Linked DNA regions of Mus musculus: region 2 is linked to region 1. Evidence: chromatin loops called from intact Hi-C (ENCODE). Cell type or tissue: gastrocnemius. All regions are shown on one strand.

Region 1 (2,500 bases):
TCCACCCCATAATCAGCATCCAAACGCTGACACCATTGCATATACTAGCAAGATTTTATCGAAAGGACCCAGATGTAGCTGTCTCTTGTGAGACTATGCCGGGGCCTAGCAAACACAGAAGTGGATGCTCACAGTCAGCTAATGGATGGATCACAGGGCTCCCAATGGAGGAGCTAGAGAAAGTACCCAAGGAGCTAAAGGGATCTTCAACCCTATAGGTGGAACAACATTATGAACTAACCAGTACCCCTGAGCTCTTGACTCTAGCTGCATATGTATCAAAAGATGGCCTAGTCGGCCATCACTGGAAAGAGAGGCCCATTGGACACGCAGACTTTGTGTGCCCCGGTACAGGGGAACACCAGGGCCAAAGGGGGGGAGTGGGTGGGTAGGGGAGTGGGGGTGGGTGGGTAAGGGGGACTTTTGGTATAGCATTGGAAATGTAAATGAGCTAAATACCTAATAAAAAATGGAAAAAAAAAAAAAAAAAAAAAAAAAAGAGATGTAAAGGTTTGACAGTAAGACCCAAGAGAGAATGCCTAGCATATAGACTGCACTAGGCTCAATAACTTGAGCTAGCTAAACAAAAAAAACTATATATGGTATATACTTCACTAAGAGTATAAAGAAGATACATAAATAGTAACATTGAAGTATGTTAGTAGGGAATGGGAGTAGGAGCTATGAAGGATACAGACAAAACATTTGAGAACGGGTATTTAATTTCATAAATGCTAAGTATTAGGCCCCTTGTTCTTTGTATCTTTCAGTGTCTCTAATATTTCATTATAAATTTTTAAGCTAAAAAAGCAAAGAACAGGCTGGAAGAAGTGAAAGTGAAGAAGCCGACCGCTCAACCTTAGAAGGTAGGGGCAGGAGGCTCACAAGCCCCAGGTCACTACTGACAAGATTACTAAGCTCATGGCCATCCTGGGTCACATACACACTGAGTTAAAAACAGGAAAATAGGTGAGATTTTCTTTGAAACCAATTTTTTTTACCTGATTTTGACTAAGCAAAGTGCAAATATGAGCCAGAACTTTTCTTTTTATTCAACTTTATATTATTTACAAGAGGGAAACAAAAAACAAAAACAAAAACCTCCCATCTTTGAACATGGTGCGCCACCTTGTGTTCAAAACTTCCTAACAACAATAAAAATTCAGAAAAAAAGAATCTGAGTAAGGCATACATAAATATCTAAATTTCTATATATTATTCCATGATGTTCAATTTTACTTAAACACATATAATACTTACACTGGAAAATAATTGTTTCAGATCTATATAAGTAAGGAATATTTTTATTAATGCCTTTGGTTTTACTTCATTTATTTTCAGAAAATAACTTGCCTTTTTCCTTTATTTCAAGCATATTAATATTTTACATGAGTAAAATTCAAAATTACAGTTACTTAAAACATCATACACTTTCATAAGGCAGCTTACCTTTGAATGTGTGATGGATAAGGTGTCTACCCACACTCGCCAGCCACCCCACTCGTATTTGACTGCATGGTAAAGCAGAATTCTGAATATGGCGTACACCATCTCTGTTATCTTTTGCTCATCTGAATTCTTAGGATTAAAATAGCAGAGAGAAAGCATCCATTCTTGCCACACAGAGCACTGCAGCAAGCTCCTGAAAATATTTTTTAAAAAATATTGAATTACTACAAAATATAAAATCACCAGAGAATTCTACAGACTAATTGTCTGTAAAAAGAAAGATGGGGGAGGTGGGGAAGAGGGACAAACCAGGCCAGGCTTGTTAGTACATGCCTTCAATCCCAGCACTCACAAGACAAAGGCAGGTTGGTCTATAAGTTCCAGGCCAGCCTGTTCTACAGAAGGACAGGTAGGGCTTGTGTGAAACCCTATTCCCAATGTGGGGCTGGGGGCTGGACCCAAGCCATAGTTATCTATAATACATCCAAAGCAGTTTTAACAATGTGGTAATAAAAATTCTAGCTCTTGTGTGTTATTTCCTCACACTTATAAAGAGGAATTTTTCTAAGACAAACTGGAATCACCCAAAAGTCGACATGAATACTGTAAATAGCTGCTTTCTGTTCCAGCTTACCTCCTGTTTTCTCTACTGTTATTAAAAAGTTTAATCATGTCAGAAAGAAATGCTCGGCGAACCTCCATGCTCTCTGGGCACTGGGGAGAATTTCGAAGTAGGGTCGCAATTACTTTTAGTATCTCTGTAAGACAGTTCATAAATAAGTAAAAACCAAACACAACAAAAAAATTCATGAAGGTAGATTAATATAAATGATTTCTTGAGCTTTCCTTTATAAATGTCTACTAAAAACATCTTGTAAAACTTGGGGAAACATGCTGACTTAACACTTATTTTAGAGAAGTTGTAAGTTTATAGAAAGGAGCCAATATTTGTTCAACAGGACAATGACTTAATGTCAAGCTGATTGTCTCCCCTCCAACAAATGACCTTGACATGGTGAAGCAGGTGCCTGAGCTACACCCAGCCAGTTAC
Region 2 (2,500 bases), 480 kb before region 1:
CATGGTCGTCTAGCCTGGCATACACGGCAGAAAACAGCTAAGGGCCTTTGTTCTCCAACAGGGTGAAGATGGTGATTCCTGAGGTTGTTCTCTGACCCCTCCATCACACACAGACACACACACACAGACACACACAGACACACACACACACACACACACACAGACACACACACACACACAGACACACACACTCACACACACACACTCATATACAGAAGAAACATTTGAGCTGGTCCTTGAACCGTGGCAGGATTTTGGTAGGAAAAAACCCTGCCAGGTGGCCAGACAGAGTGAGCAAAGGCCCAGACTTAGCTCTGCCTTACGGCCACGTTAACAGAGGTTGCTGAGGAGGCTGTGGTATTGGGTTAGGATTCTTCCTGTTCTGTCCTTAGATCCCTCATTCCAAATGAATATTGACTGACTCTCCACAGTAAAGAAACCCCCAGCTGTCCTTTTCACCTTCCAAGTTTGTATTCATTATGTGCTTGTTATGGGCCCACACAGGACACAAACCTGAAAGTATATTGTAGTAGCTTTGACCTGTTGGAGTAAATTACCACACAGCTTAAATCAACAAAAATTATCCTCTCACAGGTCTGGCTTTGGACATGGAAATCTACACTTTGTCTGGGGCTTCTGGCTCTGAGCACACTTCCTGGTGATTGGCAGCCTTAGGCTACAGCCACATCACTGCAGTCTCTCTCCAGCTTCCCGGTTTCTCTTCTGGGCTTTCATTGCTGCTCTTACATCCCTGTGAATTCCCTTGCCTCTCTAGAAGGCTGCTGTGATTCATTTGGGCTAGTCTGTTAATAGAAGGCTGGCTGTCCCTGTATTGCTCTATCTCCTTTTCCTAATAAGGTAATATTTACAAAGTCTGGGGATCAGGACCTGATGCGTTTGGGTAACTATGTCAGAAATCACACAAAGTGACTTGAACACACTGTCTTGCTTGCTGTCTCATCCTCAGCAGTCTAGCTACCAGCAGGGAAGCCATTGGTAGGGAGTGTGTGCATGTTCGTGTGTGCACGTGAATGTGCATGTGCATGCATGCATGCATGTGTGTGTGTGTGTGGTGTGTGTGTGTGTGGTGTGTGTGTGTGTGTGTGTGTGTGTGTGTGTGTGTGTGTGTGTGTTGCTCTTTGCTGGAAAGTGAGGCAGAGCAGCCCACCAACAGACTACAGTAGGAGGAGAGCTATGATTTTTCTACGTGTGAGAGAACAGATGGTGGCGGCCAGCCGAGGAGAGAGTCAACCAGCTCAGCCTTGATGGAGCAGGGAGGTTTTCTTCACGGGAAGGTGGAGTCACTTCCGCTGGGTTCAGATGCTGCTCACACTCTACACAGAGAGAGTTTGATAAATACATTCGGCGGAGTATTTGTACACAGTAGAGTAAAAGCGGCTGTAGGCTGCGCAGGACTTCTGGAAAGCAATTGTGTAGCCTTTATATTAGTGCTGCTGTTTGGCTTTTCATGTAACTAGTTTGAAAACAGTGGCTCTCAACCTTCCTAGTGCTGCGACTCTAACACAGTTCCTTGTGTTGTGGTGACCCCCATCCATACAATTATTTTTATTGCTACTTGATATTGTAATTTCTACTGTTATGAATTATAATATAAATACCTGTGTTTTCAATGATCTCAGGCAACCCCCAAGGGGGTTGTGCCCTACAGGTTGGGAGCCATTGTTTTAAAAGGATCATTTCTTATAGTCAGGCATAGAGAGAGTGTGTGGAAAAACCTAGGAGCAGCTTCTGGGTCCCAACAGGAACATTTCCTCTCTGCTTAGATGGGACTGTTTTCAGGAGCGGGCCAGTACATTCACATGTAGCTTATGTGGAGGCTGTTGTCCCCGTATTTGCTTGATGTTTGAACTTGACACCGCTGGTAGCTTTCTAACCCTGCCAAGAGGGGTCCCACAGTGGGTCCACAGATGTTTTGAGTGCCTTTTGTTGAAAATAATAATAATTTGGGGAAGGGTCTCTGGATAGCGTAGACAGCATATTTTAACTCCATACAAAGAGCTTTTGTTATGCTGCTGACACCGACTGCGTCACACTTATTCATTAGCATCCAAAACTTACCTGAAAATAACTTTATAGACTCTTAACACTGCAGAAAATGGGCAGGCAGAATATGGCATTGAGGCTGGAAACCATAATCTAGTTAGTTTTAAAATAAGCCTGTTTTACTCTAGTGGTGGTGACTGCTCTTGTCGAGTGAGACAAATTCTCATCGCTGCTTTTACATCTGACTCACATGGCGTGAATGTGTGTGGAGGGTTTACTGTGTCTTCTCTGTGTGGCCACCATGGCTGGCTGTACAGCCGCTTCCCTGGACTGGGTCCCAGTGTGCTGGCTGCTGCTTTGTGCTATGCTCAGCAGGGGGCGCTGTCCCTGACTTCCCAGGCTTGTTAGGCTTTGAGAGACTTGGAAGTGTTGAGTCTACAGCATTCAAGAAGCCCAAGTCCTCTTTCCTGAAAGGAGAACAGAGCCCCCTTACATA

What was found. Hi-C counts contacts between places; a loop is a spot of excess contacts. Peaks named below come from ENCODE experiments on the same cell type or tissue, not always from the same donor. Only the 100,000 strongest peaks of a DNase experiment are listed, where the experiment ranks them.
Region 2: a loop joins it to region 1, with 3 times the contacts of the local background. A loop is called at or near these places in 7 of 42 quality-filtered maps.

What each region holds. Positions count from the first base shown.
Region 1 is chr3:86,327,306-86,329,805 of GRCm38, reverse strand. It overlaps Lrba (LPS-responsive beige-like anchor), which reads right to left. Exons shown (of 57, transcript NM_030695.2): 21 at 2,084-2,207; 22 at 1,450-1,642. Among named protein-coding and RNA genes, the nearest start is that of Gm40083, 34 kb to the left of the region's middle. In gastrocnemius, a CTCF peak has its summit at 1,124 (motif pointing left); DNase peaks (open chromatin) are centred at 920 and 1,090.
Region 2 is chr3:86,808,137-86,810,636 of GRCm38, reverse strand. All of the region lies in intron 8 of Dclk2 (doublecortin-like kinase 2), which reads left to right. Among named protein-coding and RNA genes, the nearest start is that of Gm46810, 21 kb to the left of the region's middle. In gastrocnemius, a CTCF peak has its summit at 2,381 (motif pointing right); DNase peaks (open chromatin) are centred at 1,220 and 2,363.